Linked DNA regions of Homo sapiens: region 1 is linked to region 2. A link is a loop called in an ENCODE intact Hi-C map of the cell type or tissue named here. Cell type or tissue: endothelial cell of umbilical vein. All regions are shown on one strand. Each heading gives the region's core, and the rest is flanking DNA. Links, peaks and the distances in the headings are about the cores only. Region 1 overlaps CLNK (cytokine dependent hematopoietic cell linker). Region 2 has its middle 65 kb from the start of WDR1.

Evidence for each region. Peaks named below come from ENCODE experiments on the same cell type or tissue, not always from the same donor. Only the 100,000 strongest peaks of a DNase experiment are listed, where the experiment ranks them.
Region 1: a loop joins it to region 2, with 7 times the contacts of the local background. A loop is called at or near these places in 3 of 110 quality-filtered maps.

Annotation. Positions count from the first base shown.
Region 1 is chr4:10,524,304-10,536,808 of GRCh38, reverse strand. It overlaps CLNK (cytokine dependent hematopoietic cell linker), which reads left to right. Exons shown (of 19, transcript NM_052964.4): 12 at 4,526-4,553; 13 at 8,715-8,733; 14 at 10,887-10,968. LOC105374482 (a long non-coding RNA gene) reads right to left here. Exons shown (of 3, transcript XR_925387.4): 3 at 6,624-6,679. Among named protein-coding and RNA genes, the nearest start is that of ZNF518B, 73 kb to the right of the region's middle. In endothelial cell of umbilical vein, for the core only: no CTCF peak of the experiment used is centred there; DNase peaks (open chromatin) are centred at 6,298 and 7,338; H3K27ac peaks cover 2,341 bases.
Region 2 is chr4:10,175,101-10,187,605 of GRCh38, reverse strand. No RefSeq gene overlaps it. Among named protein-coding and RNA genes, the nearest start is that of WDR1, 65 kb to the right of the region's middle. In endothelial cell of umbilical vein, for the core only: no CTCF peak of the experiment used is centred there; DNase peaks (open chromatin) are centred at 6,235 and 6,335; H3K27ac peaks cover 2,343 bases.

The DNA.
Region 1 (12,505 bases), core at 1,997-9,996, 350 kb before region 2:
CCTGTAGTTACAGTTTACTTTTATTTAATCATTTTTAGATGTGATGAGAATTGTGCTGGATCTCTTCACCAAAACACCTCAAGAGAGTAATTATATTTTCTCTTATTGAATTTTTCCAGCAGCCCTGTAAAGTATGTTTCCTAAGCCTCAGAAGAGTAAAGTACCAAGCCCAGTGGATGGCACATGTGCCCAATAAATAGTACTTCCATACTCACTGGGCACCTAAGGTCACCACGCTTCAGAGAAGTTAGGTAACTTAAAGTCACAGGGTTGACATTTGACTATTGATGGGGCAAAAACCTGCACAGCCCCATAGGAGACACTGGGGATACCACGATAAATGACATGGCTTTGCCTCTGAAAGAGAGATGTGCTTTCAAATTCATTTTTAGCAGGGCCCACATGGGTGGTAATATCATCATTAGTGATGCCCAAGTCCCATGTAATCAACCACAGAAGGATATTGCTCTGAAAACAGAAGGAACATTGGCAATCAGAGCTTCTGCAGCCGAACCATGCAGGAGAGTGCCTGCTCCGTCTCTGCCAGCTGTTGGTAAGGCACTGTGAGTGAGATGAGTTGCCTTCCCTAAGGCAGAAGCCATGATTTACATCTGGCAATCAACTGTATCAATGGTAGGCAGTTAGACAGCTGCAGCCTTTTGCAGTGGGCTGTGCTCACCCTGGATGGTCTTTGTGGTTCCAGCTATTGTGTTTCAGGCCCCATTTGTCTCTGCCAGCTCTGCTATTCTCTTTTTTAAAGCTAAGCCTTGGTTTCACGAAACAATTACTGAATTGAAGCACTTCAGTAAAGGAAAACGTCACCCCAGTCATTCATTGACAACTCAAAACCAGAAGAGAACTTCGAAGTTTGGAGAATGTTGGTTGGACATTCTCAGCCACTTATGTACCATTATTATGATTTTTACAATATCCATGTACTTAATTATTTTTTCTGCTCTGCTCATTTTTTTCAACTTAAATAAATTTACTTAAAAGAAAGACATATAATTATTATAAATAACTTCAATACAGATAGCTTCAAAACAAAACTTTGAGCTCTGGGGAATTTTACCTCTGATAAAAGGGAAGGTAAGCAAATATTAGAACAGTGTTTCATATCTACTAACCACTGCACTGAGCCTTTCTCTTTGACATAATCTGAAAGACAATTAAAAAGGGAATAACTTTTCTACTACGAATCCATTGTAATTTTAATACCGTGGTCCATGCACCAAATAAAATCATCCTGAGTAACAGCAAGAGTAATCAACAACATTTTCTGAGTCGTAACTACACACCAGGCCCGGTTTGGGATCTTATATGTATTAATTCATTTAGTCACACAACAGCACTGTAAAAAAATTACTATCTCCAATTTACTGATAAAAATTAAGAAATCGAGGGTTCATTGTCCCATATGTCCTTTAAGCTTCAGTACACTCAATGGCCAAAGGTGCAGGGTTCAGCCAAAATATAATTTAAATGAAGCACCCAATATTTAAGAAACAAAACACCCACTTGCCTAACTATGGCTTTCCATTTTTTCTTTCTTTCTTTCTTTCTTTCTTTCTTTCTTTCTTTCTTTCTTTCTTTCTCTTTCTTTCTTTCTTTTTTTTAAGTAGAGACAGGGGTCTCTCTAACACTCCTGTCCAGGCTGGTCTCAAACTCCTGGCCTCAGGCAGTCCGCCCGCCTTATCCTCTCAAAGTGCTGGATTTACAGGTGTGAAGCAACACGGCCAGCCAGTTTTCTCTTTACAACCAGCAATGCTGGCATCACATCAATTCAAACAATCTCTGTCGCAAAAATGTATGCTCTGATGATTTGGGAAGTGAAAACAAAAAGTCTTTATAGATATCGAGAAACCGTGGTCTTTTAAAAGAGAAAGTATGGTTATAGAGATATACACATTTGTATTTATGAATGGAAAGTATTGATTTTAAAGTATAAACATCATTATTATTGTTTTCCAAGTTGTTGCTATTGGGGGAAACTGGGTATAGGGCACATAGGAACTGTCTGTATTATTTCTTACAACTGCATGGGAATCCATAATTCTATCTAAGGATAAAAAATCCATAATTTTATCTCAGGATAAAAAGTTTAATTTCAAAGCAAATGTGAACATTAAAATGTTCTGCAAATGTAGAGTGTTATTTCACTCCAAATAGCTTTCACGTCACATTCTTTCATTAGAATCTTCAGCAATTCTCTTCACTACTGTCTAGATTTATCAGTTTTACAGGTGGGAAAACTAAGCTTCAGAGAGAGAATTTAACTTATCCAGGGTGACAGAGCCCACAGATGACAGAGCAAGAATCAAATTCAATTCATTTAAAACTAAGCCAAAAACTAAGGCATTCCTGGAGAGACCTATATTTATAGTAAAAGGTAATATCTTTACATTTATAATGAGGACCTCTTATGCATAGGAAAAAATGTGAAAAAAATTAATGACCATGGTTTTTTTCGCCATCTTCAGCAGACAGAACTTGGACACACATGTGTTCAAAGCTCTCAAAGAGTAAGAAACTCTGGTCTACACAGAAATGCCTTCTTACAATCACTTGGGTTCTCAGTGAAAATTCCATTGATTAAAGCTGCAAATTCCAAACCCGAGCTTTCCTGAAGCCTCAGATTTCCATCTATAAAGTGCACTGCTCTATTTATAAATCAGGTGATTTTATCCAAACAGAAAGACAATCACTCTGCTTAGTCTTCAACAAATGTTCAACCAACTCAAGTCAAATAGGTTAAAGAATCTTAGTAAAACTGTTTAACAAACTCATTTAAATCTCCTTAAATATTTGAAATATATTTATAAATTTAATTTCTTTGATTTTTAAGTACTTCTAATGTTGACAGGGTAGGTTTAAATGCTAGCCAGCAAAACTTTAACAATTTCTGTAAATCCAAGAAAGTAAATGTATAAATATAGAAAATTTTAATTTATCTTAAACACTTCAAACTCTTTAAAATGGAGACAAACACATCTTGACACTTGTAACTTCAAATCTACATTTTAAATTGAAGCCCTACAGCCAATCTTTCAGTATCTTTAATACACTGGCTTCTTAAACATTAAATACTGAGATTAGCCACATTTTAACCCCAAAATAATTAATACTCTGGGTGTTTGTTCTACTTCATTACCTCTATTCAGATCTCTTTTGTCTTCTCAGGTTTCCAACTAAAAGCGGGAGGCAGGGGGTAAGATGTAAGAGGCTAAAACCGTGGAACCTTGGTACAGTTGCCTGTTGCTTGCAGATCCGACACTGGGATCTAGCATCTGAGTACTGTGTGTTTCTGGAATCCTGATATAGCCTGACTCCTAAAACTCTAGATCAATAGCCTTCAACTGTGATCAGTGTTGCACACTTAATACTCCCATATTCTTCAGATCCAGTGTTTTCACTGACAGAACTGGGGAAGTGGAACATATACCCTCACTCCACTCCCTTCATAGTTTCTTCACCAAACTTTGACCACATTCTGACAACGATGCACACTGAATGCCCAACATTGTTTTTTGTTTGTTTGTTTGTTTGTTTTGAAATGGAGTCACGCTCTGTCACCCAGGCTGGAGTGCAGTGGATGATCTCAGCTCACAGCAATCTCTCCACCTCCTGGGCTCAAGCTACTCTCCTGCCTCAGCCTCCCGAGTAGCTGGGACTACAGGCATGTGTCATCACACCCGGCTAATCTTTGTATTTTTAGTAGAGACAGGGTTTCACCATGTTGGCCAGGCTGGTCTGGAACTCCTGAGCTCAAGTGATCAGCCTGCCTCAGCCTCCCAAAGTGCTGGGATCACAGGCATGAGCCACTGCACCAGGCCCCAACTTTGTTACTTTTTATTTCTAGCAATTCTCACATTAACACTCATGAGCACTCTTGTTGCCATTTTGCAGATGAAAAAAAGTGAGGTTTAGAGAAGTTAATTGACTTGCTGATAAAATGAAAAGCTTGAAGTTTAGTCAGAGACCTTTCCAAAATTCATATTATTCAATTCCATGTTGGATTTTTTCTCTACCATTCAATTTTATGTTTTTCTCCTGTCTCAGATCTTCGTTCTTTATCAGCATTCTCTCTTACACTTGCTTTCCTGAGACCCCACTGCACCTGACAGCTTCATATTGAAAACTCTTTATGTTCCCTCAAAGTGAAAAACTAAGAGCTTTAAAACCAAGTTAATAATAGGTCTGACTGTGCCAATGAAACTTGACGTAGGAAATCAAATGTCAGGAGAAATGATGATTTTTTAATTTCTCCCAAAATAAGATGCACGTTTATTCATGTCCTTTCTATCACCACCTTTTATTTTGGCTCTTAACTTTGTCTTTTCCTTAGAAAATTATGAGAAAAATAACCTGGCTTTAGTTTTATGGAAGAGTGATAAATATCTCACTGGACTATGGGCTGTTAATTTGGCAATGAAAATGTAATGAAAGGTTTGTAAGGCTCAGAATGATTTTATCTTGGTCATTATGAACTGTGTTTTATGTAACACCGTATTTCTTTTTCTTGCAGTCAGATAAGCTTAAGGGACTTAAGTGAGGTAAGTAGCAATTTTATCCTTGGAAGCAAAGAAGGGAATTTTGAGGCATTAAATGTCTGCAATAGGCAAGATTCTATTTGCTTCAGATACTTACACTTAGTTCTCACAATAGCTATGCTCAAAATGCATTAGTATCTCTATTTTAAAGATAAGAAAGCCAAAGTAAAACAAGCTTAGCTCCAGATTTTAAACCAAGATCCTGTTTGGCCACCATGGTCATTCAGGGTTCATTTGTTATAGGAAGAACGTGCCCAGTTCCACATGGAAGATATACAGTATCGACTGATGGCTTCCAGCCTTCAGCATTACAGAAATCAAGTGTTAGAAATGGTATTGCACTTTGCTATTTGTCCTTCATAAGAAATACAGGAATGCAAAGTAGAAGGAATATGAGATCCAAAGTTGCACAAGACCTGGGTAGGAATCCTGCCGTGCCACCTACTCGCTTTGTGAACTTCAGAAAATGCTCTTACTCATCCCAGTTTCTGTTTCCTCAGCCATAAAATAGGGATGGGGGCCAGGTGCAGTGGCTCACGCCTGTAATCCCAGCACTTTGGGAGGCCGAGGTGGGCGGATCACCTGAGGTCAGGGGTTCAAGATCAGCCTGACCAACATGAAGAAACCCCATCTCTACAAAAAATACAAAATTAGCCAGGTGTGGTGGCGCATGCCTGTAATCCCAGCCACGCTACTCGGGAGGCTGAGGAAGGAGAATCGCTTGAACCCAGGAGGCAGAGGTTACGGTGAGCCAAGATCATGCCATTGTACTCCAGCTTGGGCAACAAGAGCGAAGCTCCATCTCAAAATAAATAAATTAATTAAATAAATAAAAATAAAATAAAATAGGGATGGGTACATTTCTGTGCAAAGTTGATGTGATAAAGTCAAAAGTAAGTAGTGCACAAATGGCCAGGTGATCAGTGGAGGCTAAATAAATGGCATAAAAGTCATGTGAGATAAACCTATAGTAGAGCCTTCCAAGGGTATTGACTCCCTTCAGTGCCCAAAGACAAAGTTCCCTACGAGGATAGTGGGGTCACCATGACTGATGAAGACTGTCCAACAACACAAGTGGCCTCACCTCACTCCCACTGGACTCTAAGGAATTTTGTTCTTGTCTTTGTGTTTGACCTATGCTCTTATCTATATAGTAGACGTGAATGTCTTTCCTTGCTTTCTTTTTCATTTGTTGGTTTTATGAGAATGTTAAAATCAAAAAGTCACATTTCCAGCTTGTCACTCAAACGAGACATTTATTACCCCTAATCTCCCTAATCCATAAGACAATCGTGCCAAGAAAGATAACATAGATAACTGCTTGACGAGAAGAACAGTTCTGGTTCCACTGAGGACTTCACCAGGCTCATGCTCTTCTGGGAGGGGTTGCACTTCCTTAGTGTCACCTGGAAGGAGCAGGCTGGGGTGATGCTCAGCTGCTGGGGGAACCCACACATCCAAGGTGCCTGAATACAGGACTCCGTCCCCTGCTTCCTGTAAGCTAGGCCTGGGTATCTCGAGTAGTAGTTGGGTGCTGCTCACGATGACGATGACCGCAAATCATAACCCTTTGGTCAGTCTGAGAGGACAGTAGGCCCTCCAATCACAAACAGGCAAAAAAGAATTGGGAGATGGGGGGTCAGCCTTAGATGGCAGGAAATGTGCAGAACTGTTTGTTTTCTTTGCAACTTTAGTTGGCATTCTGCTAGAAGTTGATATCATCTAAAGAACAAGAAGGTCTAGTGCAAAAACACATTCTTGCTCCTTATCTTTTGCCAAGACGCTTCCCCATTGTTTGTTTAGGCTGAGATTCAAGACCATTTCTTCATAACAAAAGCCCATCAGGGCAAGCTGTGCTTGTGCCTGCGCTCAGTGCTTGCTTGAACACTGTCTTGTGGACTAGAATCTTTTATGTGCTACCTCCCTCTGCTCAAATTCATATGGCATTTTATAGTTTTCACAGAAAGGAAAGACTCATTGTCTCATTTTGTACTCACAAAGCCCTAAGAGAAAAATGAAACCCCGGAGAGGTGGCAAACTTGGCCAGAGTCCTCACACCCAGCAGGAGATAGGGCCAGTCCTGGAAATCCCGAAGTCTAGGTGTCTTCCCCACCGCCGTGTCTCTCTGCCTTAAAAAAAATACAGAATTAGCTCTGAACTAAAATAACTAAAAAGAATACGGAAGGAAGGAATGAAAGGAGGGGGCAGAGAAGGTGAAAGAAAGGGAGGAAGGAAAAGGGAAGGAGGGAGGAAAAAGGAAAAGAAAAAAGGAAGGAGAAAGAGGGAGAGAGGTAATAAAAGAGATACTACTATTTAACTTGACTATGTTTATTTTCTAACAATAAAAAAGTTACAGAAGAAAAATGAGCAATTTCATGCTACTTTTCTAACTACATTTGATTTTAAATTCAGAGCCCTCAAACCAAAAGTTGGTTGGTCTCAATTAAATAAAACAACTGCTCCCCCAGATAGAGGGCTTCTCTGCACTGTTCTCATCTCCTCTTCCTCTCCCCTTTGACAAGCCTGAGAGCAATCACTGCATCCGATTGAGCACTTTGAACAGCCAGGTTCAAAGTCCTGGGGGAGACTCAGTAGGGATACTTTCAAACCACCCACTAGAATGGATTCATTACTCTTTTTACTTAGCCTATAGATTTTCTTTGATTTTCTGTCCATAATGAAATGTATGTCCTCTTTCCAGAATCCTAGGGAATGCCAAAGTCTTTGAAACAAAAAGCCTTCTCTGTTGGCTAGCTTCAGAGGGAGGCATACAATGCCTCTCTAAGCAATTTGTTGCCAAAAGTTTCTTATCTATGAAGCAACTATGAGTCAGGAGAGCTGGGCTCAGGGTTAGTTTAGCCTTCAGATGACTGCAGGAATCTAGGAGAATGGCATGACCCTTTGGGACCTCATCTGTAAACCAACTGTTTTTAACATTTAATGGACCTCACACTACTTTGAAAATTTGATGAAAGGTATAATAAACCTTTATCTCCCCAGAAAAAGAAAAAATATATGCACATACTTATAGAGAAAAAAATTTAGCTTTTCATTGCAGAAGGTTCATGGACCCCATCAGGCCATTCAATGATCTCTTTCATCCCCCTGGTTAAAGCAGTTCTTATCTAAATGATACCTGAGGTCTTCTTCAACTGATGCAATATATAAATGGACTTCATAAAATTATTTGCAGTTAAATAAATACTACAGCAAACACTGTATCTACTGTAATGCTTTTTGCTTCTTCAAGGGTAGAGTAGAATAGGGCCCAAAGATACAAGCCCAATAAGCATGAACATTTCCATAATGAAGGATGATCAAGAATTCTACCACCATAAGGAAGAAAGAGAAAGAAAATGTTTGGGAAGATAAATGGCTACATTTAAAAAGGATAATGTGAATATTTCCATGCTTATTTTTAAAAATAGAAATTTCAGAGCAAGTATAAAGAAAAAATTAACCGTAGCCTTATTGCTTAAGTACAACCTTTAATAGTTTATCATATCACTTCAAATCATTTTTTCTGCATACACACAAATATACATGGATATAAAATATAATTGCATAAAAATATATCATGGGTCCAGTTTTTATTCCAAACTTTTAATGTAACATGGGTGCCTACTTACAGTATAATCTTATTTCATTCTCTACATAAATACTTACAATGTCTTTATAATATTCCAATAAGTGAGTATAGCACCAAAATTAATTTTCAGTTATCTGGGCACATAGATTGTTTCCAGTGATTTAACTCTGTAAAAGTAATGATGCAATGAACATCTTTGTGCATAGAACTTGGCTCAGATTTCAGGTTGTATCTTAGAAAAGGAGTCTCATCAATGGAATTATTGAGATAAGAATAAGAGTATTTCTAAGGTTTTTGATAATTATGGTAAATTCCTTTCTAAAAGCGTAAAAGCAATTGATAGTCCCATCAGCCGACTGTGGACTTGTCTGTTCCTTCGCACATTGATTACAAAATTTTGATTTTTGTTTAGTTTTATGAAGAATTATTTGTAGATTTTTTTAAAACTACGAACTATGCTAACAAAAGTTTTACCAAAAGTCTGCCAACCAAATGCTCTAAAAACACACATGGTGTTATATTAAATTCTCTGTCATCAAGAGTCAGTAAATTTTATTTTTTTTAATTCAATACAGGTCCTTGAAGCAGAAAAAGGTGAATTGTTTACATTTGTTTTCTTACCCTAATACTAATAGACTAGGTTCTCTTTCTAGATCTACAGTGCTCATGGTTATTAAAAAGGATTGATTGTTTGGAAGCCTGGGATGGGGATGTATGTGTGTGAACGATGACGTGATCCTGATGCACACACATACATCCCCAGGACCTCAGAGTCCTCTAGTCTAAACAGGGTGATTTAAATCCAGGATAGGCCAGATGTCTTTCTTTAGCCATATGCTACTGTCCAAAAGGCATTACACTGTCACCCTCTGCCACTTTGGAAAGACATAACTAGTCCCCTGCTCCAAAAAAGCTCTTGGGATCTCTGCCTCTGATGTCACCCATGCACACACACGTGGCTCTTTCATGCACACACACACATACATGTACACACGTGCCCATACCTCTAAAGTGTTGGTGTCATTATGCAAGCATGCAATCCAACAGTCACTCATATCCTAAATGGCAGGATGCTAAGCAGGTAGTACTTTCATATTCACCTGTGAAATACTGTTCTCCATTCTTCTAGAATGATGAATTATGTCCAGAGCCAAAGGGCCTGCATCACAGCCCAAAGAGTTCACAAAAGACAGCATCGTTCAACAGAGCAACATTAGGTTAGGATTTCAGAGGCCTGCCACCAAATCACTGAGTGGTTTTGGTCAAGTTGTATTTCATTTGTGAGGCTCAGGTCTGCTCTTCTCTGCATATTGACAAAGCTAAACTTGAAGTGAGGCCTAACTTGGGTTTATGGATTCCCCATGGGTCCCTGATGGAGGAGTAGGAGTTGTTGGCAGGCCTAAATAATTCAAAAACCTAACTGAAACCATGCCCTTTCCGACAATACAGCTCAACCTCCTAACTAAAATGTTCAGGTACTGTTTCATCAGGCAACACAACAATGATTATTAACACAACAATGTGGCATTGTTCAGCTCAAGAGGGGCAGATACTCTGGGTCGCTATTGATGACATGAAATGATTTTATGGGATGCATGATTCATGGACCAGTCACTGACTCACATTTCAAGTAATCACGGTCCTTCGATCAAAGGTATCCAGTTTGTGATGAACCTTGGGCAGAGTACAGAGCAACAAGCACAATTAAAACATGTTGGTGCCTGTATGCACCCTTAGCTTTATTACTTACGGTCACAGCTGGGAGAGTGTTTTATGAGATTTTATATCATAGTATTATGATGTGCCCTTGGCAATTCTGGATGGCTAGTTAAATCTATCTGTGATGAAAAGAAAATAAAAAGCAGGAACATAAATTGCATATGTAATTACTAAATAACTCCAGATTGTATGGTTGGCAGAACTTTTAAAAACTTGATGATCGAGGGGGGAAAAAATTGAGAAACTGTATCCCTGGTCGGAACCTAGCTAGGGACTGCTGGTCTACGTGAGAACCCTAGGAGCTCACCTGCCCTGTCACAAGAGGGCGTGAGAATACAAGCGCCATGACGAGCTGTGCACCCCAATCTCCTCCATCTGCCAGAACAGTCCTTTTGTTTAACTTTCTTCTTCTTAAGATCTCAGCTCAAATGCCATCTCTCAGAAAGGTCTTTTTTAGCCATACGTATAGTCACTCTGTATCCCAAAGTAGTACTTTATTTCCTTTATATCATCGGTACTGCCTAATAGAAATGTTCTTATCGACTTACTTGCATGCTTATTTTCTGTTTCCTTTCATTAGAATGTACGAACCATGTCTGTCTTTTTCTCCACTGTATTCCCAGACTCTGGCAGAGTACTTGTCCCATAGTAGCTATTCAGTAAATGTTTGTCGAATGATATAAATGAATGAATGAATGAGGAGGAAGCTAAAAATCTTTTAAAATCACGGGTCCAGAATAATCCCTAAATACCTTCCAATGTAATATTCTGTATTTTTGGGAGGTTCAATGATGTGTTCTAGCTTGTAAATATTAAAAGTGATTTTTATAACCTCAGAGCAAAAGTCATTCTGAGGAGCCAGAAGAGCCGTAGAATACATGAGTTATAGTTTCCACCGACCATCAAGAGCCCCCTTCTAATAATCAGAGATTACTTGGAGGAAATTATAGTAGTTCCAGTGGGCTTCTAATGGTTCTCAATTATTTTTCTTTTGCAACCTGACCAAATTATGTCACTGTTTTATATAGTTCCTCATAACCAGAGGAAGCCTGAATCAACTCATCTGTTAGAAAACCAAAATACTCAAGAGATTCCACTTGCCATTAGCAGGTAAGGAGCCAGGAATCCTTTCTCAGGTCTGAGGCTGAGGGGTCAGGCCATGTGCTGTCTCAGATAAATGATCACAAAGACTTTCTGAGAAACGAAAGTCTTTGTTTCTGAAGCCCAATAATGAGGCTCAAGAGAAACTTGTGAATCACAGCTGTTATTGATGTTAATAATGTTGTTCTTTTGGAAATTTATAAATGATTGATTGAGTGTTAAAGAAGTTTGGGAAATTTTAAGGATTAAATATTAACCAGATAGGATTAACGGGAAAAGATGCTAATCAACCTGGGAGGAAAAGTTTGTTGTTTCAAACTATTCAGGGTTGATGACCACACCAAAGCTTTAGTTACTTCTGAACAGCAATTTATGGCTAGAAGACCAAGTGTTGTTGAAAATGCCATCATCAGATTAGATACCTGCCTGCTCCGCTTATTGTGACAACTGTCAATCCAACTGAAGAGTTAAAGAAGCCAAGGCTTGGCCGGGCGCGGTGGCTCACGCCTGTAATCCCAGCACTTTGGGAGGCCGAGGCAGGTGGATCATGAGGTCAGGAGATCGAGACCATCCTGGCCAAAACAGTGAAACCCCGTCTCTACTAAAAATACAAAAAAATTAGCCGAGTGTGGTGGCGGGTGCCTGTAGTCCCAGCTACTCGGGAGGCTGAGGCAGGAGAATGGCGTGAACCCGGGAGGCAGAGCTAGCAGTGAGCCAAGATGGCGCCACTGCACTCCAGCCTGGGCGACAGAGTGACACTCTATAAAGAAAAGAAGCCAAGGCTCAGTCAGGATATTTATTGACCAAAGTCACTAAATTAGTAGTGACTGCCCTAAAACAAAATCCAGGGCCTCCAGTATTAGTGCTGTAAGGCCCTCATGATCTCACTCCGGCCAGTGGCTCTGACCTCAGTTCAAGCCACTTTCCTCTCACTCTCGGCACTGCAGCCTCGTCAGATGCCTGCCAGCAACCACAATGCCACTTAATGCATGGCACTGGCACACACCACTCTCCTGCCTGTAGCCCCTCCCCCCGTATTTGCTCCTCTCCACCCTCTCCCTATTGGAACACTCCTATTCCTCCATGGAACCCCAGCTTAAAGCTTAATGAATCCAGGAGATAATTTGCCTCCATTCTTCAGATGAAAAACATGAAGCTGGGAAAGACCGAGCCCTTTACCACTGAAGCCAAGCCCAACCTCAAAGCCCAAGCACTGTTCAGTAGCCAGTGTTGCCCATAAGGACTTGAGTCTAAAAATGCAGCCCATAAATCCTGACTATCCCTGGTGCCTGCTAAAAAGCTCCCTTTAATTGATTCAATAATTATTTACTGGGAATGTACTATGTTTGTGGTGGAACAGAATAGTGGTTAAGCAGGATCCACTGAAGCCAGGCTGCCTGACTTTTTCAGCAGTGAACCATGTGACTTGGGCGACCTCACTGTATTACATGAGAAACTTAGGGCAGAGTCAGGCATGTTGCAAGAGCCCAACGAACATTCACTCTCATTGCTATTGCCAGGCCCTGTATATCGGGGCATGATCACC
Region 2 (12,505 bases), core at 2,701-10,700:
TCTGATGTGTTGGGCATTGGACTCAAGCATAGAATACAAGGATGATCCAGGTGAGGAATGTTTCCCACATCTAAGGGCAGTCCAGGTACCTCCCCGCTAAGAAGGTACCTTCATCTTAGTCACAGGCAGTGGGGGGCAGACTTCCTTTAAGTCATCCCTGCACACAAGCCAATATGAACCACATAGCCACTGCCAGAAGTACTGACACCACCTTTTCCAACACCGATTGTCCAAAATGATGGAAGTGATGTCAGTCATACGCTTTAGAAACAGCTTTATGCTGTCAAAGGCCACTCTGAGCTGCACACGGTGGAGTCCAGACATCTCACATTCACCAGGGCAGTCACAGTACAAATCCCATCACTAATACACAGTATCACATGTGACTCAACTGCAGCCCAAGGAAAGGAAACATGTTTGAATCTAGTCGGAAATGAGATAGACCTCTGGCTACCTTGTATTACCAGCTCTCCAAATCCCAGATTTAAGGTCCCTCCTGTAATTTACACACAGTTATGCCATTTATCCCCTCAAACCTTGTATCTGATTCCTCATGCTAACAACAGTCTTTAAAACCTTAAGATGACTGGAAAACTTGTGAATCATTTGAAACCCTTTAGTGGAAGAGTGAAGAACTTGAGTTTTTAAACCTAACAGATGGATGATAATATGGACAATCCAAGGTCACGGTGGTTTTATAGTTGAGAAAACCGACACATAATGACACCATCTAGAGGCCACACAGGGCAGTTCTGGCACAGCTGTCCTGGCTTTCCCACACTTGCTCCAGCAGACACCCTGGAGCCCAGAAGCTCCCAACATACATACTTCCTCTCAGCAATAGATGAGGACATTTTGGACTCAGCCACCTAATGACAGGGTGTCACCCCCACTGCACTGCTGCTTTCCTATGATTGGTTTGACAGCTCACAATGGCTAGGTTCTAAGATTCAGGTCAAATATGAGTCTGTCTGAGCAACCTTAAACATGGTGAGAGGTTACAGCACTAGTTCATTGTGGAGGCATTTGTACAACTTCCTGCATTAAGAACAGGGGCACAACAGAACAACAAAAATCAAAGCAGGTAATACTGTATTAGTTCCCTGCAAGTGTTCCACAAGGCCAGAAGTACCTTCTGGTCCTCAGTAACCAATGTGCTAAGCAGCTGCAGGAGTTAAGCCTTCCACCCATGGGGCTCATGCTGCATTACTGTCTTCTGAAGCTATTCACAGAGCCATGTGTTTCCCAATTAGGTGCTTTGTCTAGATTTTGGGAGTTAAGTAGCTACCTGGACACCACCAAGTTTGAACCCTAAGACTTTTCCCCAATAGAGGCACTTAACTTGAGCATGCCTATGTTTATAGCATAGGCAGAGATGATTAACAGGTATCAAGAGTTGAAGACTGAAGGATTTAAGGACACAGAACAAGAATAGTCAGGACTCCCTATAAACCATTTTACATCCAAGAACAAATCCTTCTCCTGGGTTGAGCTTAGTATTCAAACTTCATTGGAACAATTTTTCATGAAGATGTCAAGATCCATTTGGGTCATGGGGACATTTATATCCAGTGATTCATTAGGCACAGTATGACACATCACTGAGAGACCAGAGGTCAGCTCAGGGCCATCTCTTATCTTGGGCTCTGCAGAAAGCCTGCTAAGAGTCCACTCCCATGAATAGGGCTCTTGAGCCCATCCACCATCACTCCTGATCTGCCAGCACCCTGGGCTGGAAACTCACACTCAGTCACACCCACCTCACACTAGCCTCTCTGCTATCTGGGACACTATAGCACATCATAGGACACGATCGACCCACAGCTAATGGCAGATCTCTGGAAAAGACTAAAACACTCATCCAGGATTGCCATCATCTTTTCCATGTGGGCCTTCCTGCTTTAGCAATGACTTCTGGGACAGATACAGGTTGGCTTTTACGGTCTATCTTATGCTGTAACATCTGCGTGGTACACAATACCTGGAGGTTTGAAGAGAATGCCTACAGATACACCTACCAGCACGGTGAGTTGGAAAAGGTGTTCAAGTTTCATTTCTGAGTATGGAGAAAGCAAGGAGCAAGGAACAGAACAGACACATCAAGGGGAGAATACAGGAATACAAAATTCAAACAAATGTCAGAAACTGAAGGACAGCAGGCTTCTAATCCTAGCACAATTGCCTTACCAAAAAAATCAGCAAAGGGGACCCAATGAAGAATCTGTCACAAGTGACAGAATGCTGTCCGAAGAGGGCAGAAGCCAAAGACAGCCCGAAATCCTGGAAGATAGCAATTCTATCATCCTTAAGATTGCCACCGTTAACTTGCTTTACTGGGACATTGAGCCCAGCATGAAGATTTAGAGCTAGATATAGGTCAGAAGTTAGATGCATAAACACCTGATTGTCTTCACTACTGAAAGGTGAAAGGATGTTCCTAGGACAGAAGAGACCAGAATCTCGAAGTCATTATGGAAGTCTGAGATGGATGAGGTGGAAATGTCCCTGCAAAGGGTCAAAGGATTCTCTAAAGTGGCTCTTCCTCAAGGTGGTGTTGCCAGCCCTGGACCATTCTGCTGCTCTCCTTGAGGGGGTTCATACAGTTTTCATGACAACTTCTGCCCTAGAGGCTTTGCTGGCCTTCTGGGACACAATCAGCCAGGACCTGGACACCAGAAACAGCAGAATCTCCACAGGAGGCCTACGGTGTTAGAGGGTGTGTAGTGCACAGGAGACGTCTCCCTGCAGACACAGGTGGTTGTTCACCTCCAGTTTCATGCTGCACAAGCCTGGGTTCCAGGAAACAGGAAGGTAACAGTGTACTCTTCTTGTTCCCTGTATTCCACACCTATACCTTAAAGACAGTATATCTTGCCCTAAACGTACAAGGAATGATGTCTTAATGGAAAGCCTCCGGCAGGAGCACAGCCCCAGGAAAAGGGGCCCATCTGCAGTACTTAATGGCAGAAAGGCTGTCAATTCTGCGGTGCCACTGACCACGGACCTGCTGACGAGGCCATGCAACAGGCACTGCTGAAGGTCTTAGGCTAACATCTGCAACCCACCAGTGTGCTTTATGGTTTGAGACACAGACTGGTGTTTGAAAATGGAAATACTTCAAGTTCCTATTAATTCAGGCAGGGAAAGTCACTCAAATTACATCCCCTTCTGAAGTACAAATGACTTATAAAGTACAAACGGCTTTTAAGGGGGTACCTTCCCTCAGCTGAGCATTGTGAAGGAATGGAATGAAGCAATAATATTCTGACCAGCACGGGCAAACTGCTGACTGTGGGAATTGTGCCATTCCAGTTAAAATACATCACAATTTGAAATTTACAAGGCATAAAGAAGCTATTAAGTCTTTCCCTCCCCACCCAAAACACACGATGGTTAATATTCAAGACACTTCAAAATTTCTAACCTGAAACCTTTGTGGTTTGACTCAGGATAAAAAAACCCATACTATTTCCACATATTCTTGTGCATTTCTGCTGTTCAGTGTTTAAGATTGCTTCTCAAATACGTAGCTTGTGTGTATATAAACGTTTTCATCATGTGCAAGCATGATTTTCTTTTGCATGGTCCATTTTAATTGGTAGTATGAATTGTTTTTTAAAATTACTTCATTTAGGCATGACAAAGCTGCTCATATTTGATGTATCCAACTGAGTTTGATTTGTGTACTTCCTAGATTTCTAGCCCTGTCACTCTTGCAACTGATTTTTATTTGTTCTGTGTTTAGTGAGGTTGCAACATTGTTTTAATTACAAGTAGGGATTTTTCCACCCTCCAGAGAAAAAAAAATAATACACCAGAGGGAGTTGGAAGGCTTGTAATCATGATATAGACTTACTAGGTTGGGGGAAGAATTCTTAAAGGTAAGTTTATTGAAAAGCAGGATGTCTTCATGGTCTCAGTGTTGTTTCCCGTGGCCATTGGTTTGTGGTCAGAATGTCACAATGAGATGTCATCTTATACCAGTCAAGTCAAAATGGCTGCTAAGTCAAAGTAAGATACTAGTTGAGATTGTGAGTAAAGGGAACTCTTATCCACTGCTGGTAGGAGTGTCAATTACTTTATTGTGGAAAGTAGTGTGGCAATTCCTCAAAGAACTTAATTACCCTTCAACCCAGCAATCCCATTTAAGTATATGTCAAAGAAATATAAAATCATTCTGAGGCAGGTGATGGTGCTCAGACACTGGACCAATTTGAAGATAGGGACAGGGCTAGCAGAAGCAACTTTCCATAAGACACCCCGAGTGTGCCATGTCAGTTTACTGTTGCCAAGGCAATGCCCAGAAGTTAGCACCCGCTTCCGTGGCAACAGCCTCACCACCTAGAAGTTACCACCCTTTTTCCTGGAAATTCTGTGTAATCCACCCCTTGATTTGCATATAGTAAAAGGGGGTATGAGTACAGAAGTGCCTGTGAGCTGCTACTCTGGGCTCACTGCCTATGGGATAAGCCCTGCTCCACCAGGAGCTATACCCTCTGCCACTGCTGTATCCTATCCTGCCACCTCCATAACAGTAGCTGTCTAATACCATTGGCTCACCCTTGAATTCTTTCCTGGATGAAGCCAAAAACCCCTTCTGGGCTAAGCCCCAATTCTGGGCCTTACCTGTCCTGTATCAGTTCTGCCATGAAGACAGGCATGTGTCTATTCATTCCAGCATTATTTTCAATATCAAAAACACAGAATCGACCTAAATGCCCACAGATGGTAGACTGGATAGAGACAATGTGGTACATATACACCGTGGAATACTATGAAGCCATAGAAAGGAATGAGGTCATGTCCTTTGCAGCAATATGGAGCTGGAAACCATTCCTCTAGATGTGCTAACACAGAAGTGAAAAAACAAATACATATGTTCTTTTTACATGGGAGGCCAAACAAGATGACCACAGATACTGGGAGGGGAACAACATACACTGAGGCCTACTTGAGGGTGGAGGATAAGAAATACCCATTGATATTACATGTATTACCCAGGTGACAATTATCTGTATACCAATCCCACAACACAGCTTACCTACAACATGTCCCGCACATGGACTCCTGGACCTAAAATAAGACCAGGAATTCTTTAAAGATTAGGAATTCTACAAATGTCAGTGTTAATTTAGTCATGATAAATGTCTATCAACTAAGCTATGTAGTATGGTTAAGCACGTTTCCTAGAAGGCTCTAGAAATGTAAAGTCTTAACAGAAAGTGCTATGTTAGTAAGTGGAACTAACGTATAGTCAGTTTGACATGTTGAAGTCAAATACACGCTGGGACAGCTGTCAGCAGTGCAGGGGTCACAGCAAAGGAGCCAGCAATCGGTCCTCCAAGGACTCACCCACAAGCAGCATGAGGGCAGGTTCTCTCAGCCTCTGCCCAGATAGGATGCTATTGGGCCACATGTAGCCTATGTGAAGTCATGAAGGCCATTCAGACCCACACTGGGCTGTACTGCATGAGGACACGATGGCTGTGGTGCAAGTCCCAGGACATAATGGTGAAAAGGATGTCCCTCAGTGACAGGGAAAGAGCCAGGACATTCAGAAGCCCCAGGAGCTCATTTAGGAAAAATATCCACATATGCACACTTTCATACAGGTTAGAGAACAGTGATGCAACACAAGGACCTCATCAGAAGAGTTCAGGAAAGCATTCCTGCCTGGAGCAGTTCATACCACGCAGGGATCGAATCAACTCTGACTACCTCGTCATGCAAACTGAGTTGCTCTTTGAAGGTGAGAATCATGAGTAAGGGAGAAGCCTATCTTAAATACACTCTAAAGCCAGTGAGATACACAGCTACTGAATTACCTAGACCTTTCCTGGCATTGTGCATCCACACAGATGGTTTGAGTCACAAGTTTTAGGCAACAAAAAGATCAAGTGACAGACATCTCTCTCCATGTCAGTGCCAAGCTGAGGTCCATTTCTCATTCTCCAGGGCATCAGCTTCCACAGCACAAATTCCATAACTGCACTCTTTTGTGTGACTCAGTTCCTGTGATGCATATAGAGGATGTAGTCTTGAATTCAGTTGGAATGAAGTGCACCCTCTACAAGATTATCTCAGCTCTCCAAGTTCTAGACACTCCTATCTACTTGCCGTTATTTACATTTATGTCTGTCCTTATATCTCCCTAAACCTTCAGGTGGGATTCTTCAAGCTAAAGATTGCCTCTAAACTTCAGAGCCAGCAAACTTGTGAATCTTAATTTGAAAGCCTCCTTGAGTGACAGTCATGAACTAGAGTGTTCTTGGTAGATAGAAGTGGAATATGCAAACTCATGGTGGTTTAAGAAGGGAAGGACATTGACAGGAAGTGAAGTCATCTAGAGACCTCAACATGAGCAGAGGAAGATAAGAGGAGCTCAGGGACTATTGTTCTGACTGCCCCAGTGATTACTCCAGCAGACACTCTGGAGCCCAGAGGCTTCCATCACACACGTCCACTGTCAGAGGAAGCTGAAAGACTTGATATCCAGCCAGCTGGGAGTGGAGTGTTAGCGGTATGGGCACTGCTACCATCATGAGTGGCTCTCAAAACAGCTGGGTTCTACATCCATTTCAATCACGAAGCAGACAACCATGAGAACCTTGGTCCCTGAAGGATCTCTGCATGCTGAGAAATTAGTGCCAATTCTTTAAGAGGAATTTCTATGACTTCTTCCTGTATCAAGGGACAAGGCATAAGAGATAAGGAAAAAAACCACAAGTGTGTCAATTCCCTGTCAGTGGTGTATAAGCCCAAAATTACCCCCTGGGTACCCAGAAACCATAACTGACCACAGCAACAGTATATTCCAACCACAGGGCTCACGGTGCATTATCACAGTCCCTGCAACAAGGTTGATGGGGGTCTGTTCCCCAGTCTACATCCCTTAACATTGTTTCAGGTTGCCACCAGGACACCAGTGAACAGGAGGCCTAGACCTTTTCCCTGAAAAGGGAACCAAACAAGGATTCTTAGGTTTAAGCCATAGGGCCAAGATCACTCAAGTATAGAAAAAGATGAAATATGTAGAGAATTCAAAGCATCATGATTCTGTTTAAGTCATTCTATGACCAAAAAAAAAAAAAAAAAAAAGCCCTATCACTGTGGTGTGGCCAAGTATTCAAACTATTTGAAGATCATAAAGCCTCGGATGTTTCTTTTGGTCATAGACTACATATAACCAAGTAACTATCAACAGTTCTCAGTTACTCAGTCTTCCCCATTGACAGGTTCACCAAAGGCTGTCCTCTCTTCCCTCTCTGGTTCTACCAAAAGCCTATGAAGGATCCAATTCTGCAGGTAGACCCTACATTTCAGTCCCCACTCTAGATCAGCCAGGACCCACGTAAGACCACTTGCATATCTATATCCACCCTACACTGGCTCCCCAGTGCTGACTAGGACTCAAGGACATGTGACTGACTTATGTCAAGAGCACATCTCTGCTGGCAGGAATACGATGAACACCTGCCCCAAATACCACAGGTCCTGTTTCTTCATCTAGCTCAGCCTACCCAGGATCTGTGATTAGGGTTTAATGAGACTGGCAGAGAGGTTCCTGTCTTCCCCTAAGAGGGCAATTCACAAGCCCCCATAAAAAGTCCTTCCATGCTTTCTTCTAGTATCGGGATCCCTTTCAGGTATTAAGCAATGAAGATCTGGTCAACTAAGGAGACAGCAAGTTTTGAATACAGCCTCACCCCTTTGTAAACATTGACACCATCCACATTTCCAAAGTTACAGATTAGAGAATAGTCAGAAAACACAAGGACCTTATCAGAAAGGTTCAGGAAAGCATTCCTGCCACCCAGAGCAATTCACACCATCCAGGGATTAAATTGACTGGCTCTTTATGGCAAACTAAACTGCTTTTCAGAGAGCCTCAGTAGTCTGTCAGCTCTGAAAACGGTGAGGGCTGCTTCTTGATTAGGAGGACATGCTGTCTGCATTCTGAATCTCCCAAGCATCATACAATCCTCCCAGTAAGGTCTTTGTGAAGTTCATCTCCATCTTATCTGCCAGTCTGAGGAAGGACAGATGTGTGAATGAAGCTTTAGTCAATGACTTCAGTGGCAGTTGACTTTAGAGTTCCGAAAGACCAATTTAAACAAGAATTGAAGACTGGCATCTGGCACATCTTCTGTACATGTGAGAGTAGGTGACTTGATACCTTAAAGATCTTTTTGGATACTCAAATATTCCTACAGATCATATTGGGGCAGTGCAAGTGTCAGACAACGAAGAGCATAGAAGTTAAGGAGAAATCCAGTGAGTTTTGCCACCAGAAGCTAAATGTATTTCCAACACTAAAGAATTGGGTACACCTTGAGTGGAGGTGGCTCACAACCTAAACTGGTGAGTTTTCCCTCCCAGCCTCTACCTTTTCCCCCTCCCTCACTGGCTTAACCTTGTACATTCTAGCAATAAACATGCAAACTGGCAGAAAGACCTACTTCTGGGAAGACAATTCTCACAAGTGAAGGTGGATGGATGTGGCATAGTTCATGAGGCATCAGAAGCCCAACAAGAGTCCAGCTGCCATTGCAGACACTCCCGGCATGGTTGCTGCTGGGATCTCCCATGCCTGGGCAATGGTTAAGGACAAGCTAGTGGTCACTCCTTGCCCGTCCATGTAGCCAGCATCCTGGACTAGGACCCCAGTTCTCCTAGAGAAATCTGGATTTTTAGGTCAGTAATGTACCTACGCCAATAAAGAATCTGTCCCCAAAGTATGGAAACTGCTGCTTCAAGGGCCCATGTTTTCTGAAAAGTTAGAATGGTCCTAGTTTCATCCTCAAAACACAAGTGTTTTGAATTGGACACGAGGCTACGAAGGTTTTCCAGCACAGAAAACCTCACTTTGACCACTGGTTCAAGGTAACTCAACAGGGAACCTTTTCAGCACCTGTTCACTTGTCTGCCACATATGGAAAGGATGTCATTCTGCATTTGACTAGATTCTTGTGGTTTTCATCTTTTGGAGTTCCATGTCACATGACAGTGAACTACCATATATTTGATTTAGCATAGCCATCATGCAACATTATGGTATCTTTGCTAGTAACCACCACTTCTGACATTGAGTGGAGGCTTACCGCCATTCTGGAAAATCCATTCTTTCAAATCCTCCTCATTGAGGTTCCAAGTTCAGTTTGGCTTATTCATGGTAAGGCCAGGAATACACATTGTCTTGTCCTCAGGCGGTATTAACTCTACTGGTCTGTCCTAATGTCATAGGCTGAAGTCTTGGTTTTGCTGGCATCTCACAGGAGATCTCGCTGGGCCACTTTATTATTGGCATAAGTCAGACCCATCAGGAAGCAGCCAGTGCTCTGGAGCATACCCAAGTGCCAGAGGGAGGGGAAAGCCTACCAAGACTCAGGGGTCTATCCACAATGCTTAAGTATCTAGGGCATGCAGGGACATCACTTCCAACTTTCAAATTCAAGGACAGTTCCTTGGATTATCTCCTACCATAAACAGTGTACTTTCAAAATAGGAGTTTGTGAATTTGATACAGCGTATCACACTTAACTACTGTAAGCCATTTTTAGTGGGCTCCAACAGGTATAAGTTTTGAAGAGGCCTCATCAGATGAGGGCCCTGCAGCTAATCTTGGCCTTCTAAAATGTTGCCTTGCCTCTCATATTAGATCCATGGTAGGAGGTGGTCATGGGAGGCATCTGGGGGATACTTTAGTAAAAATACTACAGACCATTAAGATTCTAGCCTAAGTCTGCCAGTAGAAGGCTGATTACCCTTCAGGTCAGCTTCAACCATGTTACTGAGCCTTGGAGACTGAGCTCTTGGCCATGAGACAGCTAGTAACTTTTAGAACTTCCTAGCCTGATCTGGGTGTTGTGAGACCCATAGAGGCAGAAGCTCCATGGGCACAACAAGGTTGTGAGGGAAATAAACATAGAACTACATTTAAATCACAAAACTAGGTGGCTCAGACTCCCATCATCCTCAAGCTCTGTAGTACCTGCATCTGTCAGCTCATACCTGTAGCCTCAAGGGGAGATCTCTATGACCAACTGGCAAAGGGTAAAGTTCTGGTTTATGGATGATTGACTCAATATGTGATAGCCGAGTATAAACTGTTGTGACACTAAAGCTTCTCTGAGGGCACCCTAAGTCGTCATTGGGGAAAAAATCCTCTCATTTGGCAGAAGTTCAATCAATAAACTTGATCATCTCTTACGGGATAAGGGATTTGAGGATAATTGGTCCCATATATTGGAAAATGGACTGACTGGTCAGACCCCGGAAGATGATTACATAGAAGAGATCTGGAACACTCATATGTGGAGGGGCCTATGGGAATGGTCCAATTCAGACTCTTGAGCAGTAAGAAGCCCATGCCAAGACACGCACAGTGAAGACATAAGGGTATGGACCTGCCAATTGCATCCCAAGACTCGGTGGTGAAGAGGATTCTTCAACGTGGAAAGGAGAACAATTAAATCCCAGGCCCTAGGGGCTACCTTGAAGGGATTTTTTCTGGGAGAGTTCACCTCTGTGAAGGCATTGCTCAGCTTCAGATTGTCTGTTCTCCAACCTTTCAAAGATCATGGAGAAAACACACAGGCATCTAGTACTCCACACATGAAGGTGCCATGAGAGAACTACCCCCAAGACAGCTGATGGTTTCTTGAAACCTAGTTAGGTATTCAAGTGGTCAATTCTGCTTTCCAGGGAGAAGTGTCTAGATGTTGATCACAGCCCTTCAGGGGTTGAAGGGAATTGCTATGGGCACCTAGCAGAAAAGGTAAATTGTGCTGCTTAAAGTCCTACAGTGCACAGGACAGCCCCCAATGAAAAATTACACAGGAGCATCCAATTAAAAGTTTCTGATCTAGTTGATAGGTGGATATCAGATATACATGTAATTTGAGGACTTTGGAGGATTCTGGGAGCATAGGTAGTGTGTTAAGTATTTCAGATTCAGGTTGAAGCATGCAGATGCCTCACTATGACTGTTGAAGCTTGTTTTCTGGAGCTGAGAACTGGTCCACCTTCTACCTGTTCCCTAACACCTGGCCCTTTTGCTACGCATTTACCTTAGTGTCTATATACAGACCTTTATAAGCAACAATGAGTTTGGGTGTTAACATCTCCTACTATGGACACTGGTACAGTGATCACATAGGGACATCTTGCAAGCTGTGATTGGAGGACCAACCTTCCCATCACTTTCCACTGGGGCCAGACCTCAAGTGTTGGGTCCTGGATGACTCAGATCCAGGATCTAAAGTAGTATGACTTGGGTGAGGAATGCTTCCCACATCCAGTGGAAATTCAGGTGCCCCCTCTGAGAATGCACCTCATTTTAGTCAGGGGAGCAGCCTTCCTCTATCTTAAGTCTCCCCTGCACACAAGGCAGTATGAACAACACAACCACTGCAGAAAGTTCCAAGGCCTTTTCTGGCAGTGTCAGTGCGCAGTGAAAGAACTAGACTTGAGCCACACATTTCATGAAACAGGGTAAACTACCAAAGGTCTACTAGGTGCAGAGACTGGGGTCCATCCATCTCCCTCATGTTCACCAAGGCTGTCAGTTCAGTGCGTATCCCAGCAGAAAACGATCCTACGTGCATCACTCAGACACAGTGGTATACGGAAACGTGTGTTTCAGTCTGGTTTTGGATGAGATGGATCTCTGGCTACATTATAGCCCAAGCTCTAAGGGCCAAGAATTCAGACTTAAAGGTTCCATTCTGATGGCTATGTCATTGTATCTTCCGATACCCTCTAACCAGATTCTTCATACCAATGATTCCTGAGGCCTTATGACAGCCGAGAAGTTTATGAATGATTTCAAAACATTGAGTGAAAGAACAAACTGGAAGTTTTACTTATAACAGATAGCCAAGTGGGCAATCCAAGGTCACAGTTGTCTGAAAAGCCGAGTAAGACATTGACATGGATCAAAGTTGTCTAGGATCCTCAGAGCAGAGGAAGGTACAAAGGGTAGCTCAGGCACTATTGTACCTCCTGCCCCAATGCTTGCTTGCCCCAGAAGACACCCCAGAGCCCAGAGGTTCCCATCACATGCTTCTCAGCAAAAGATGACTCTTGGGACCCAGCCACCTGGTGATGGCGCATCACCTTCAAGTGTGCTTCTAGCATTGTATGATTAGCTCTGCAGCTCAACATGGCTGGGATCCATGAGCTCAGCCACTGAGCTGAGGTCAGGCCTAAGTCTTAGTCCCTGAAGGGCCTTAAGTGTGGAGAGGTTATGATACCAGTTCTTTATTTTTAATACAGGAAAAGCTGTACAAATTCTTCCATTAAGGGACATGACATAAAGGCATAAGGGAACCAAAGAAGCCAATAACATACTAATTCCCTCCAAGTATTTCACAAGCACAGACGCACCTCTGGGTCTATAGTAACTGACACTAACCAGCTGTGGCTATGACACCTGTCAGCCATAAGGTCTCACACCACATTACCCATCTCAGACGAGATTCACAGAGAACTTTGTGTTTCCAGT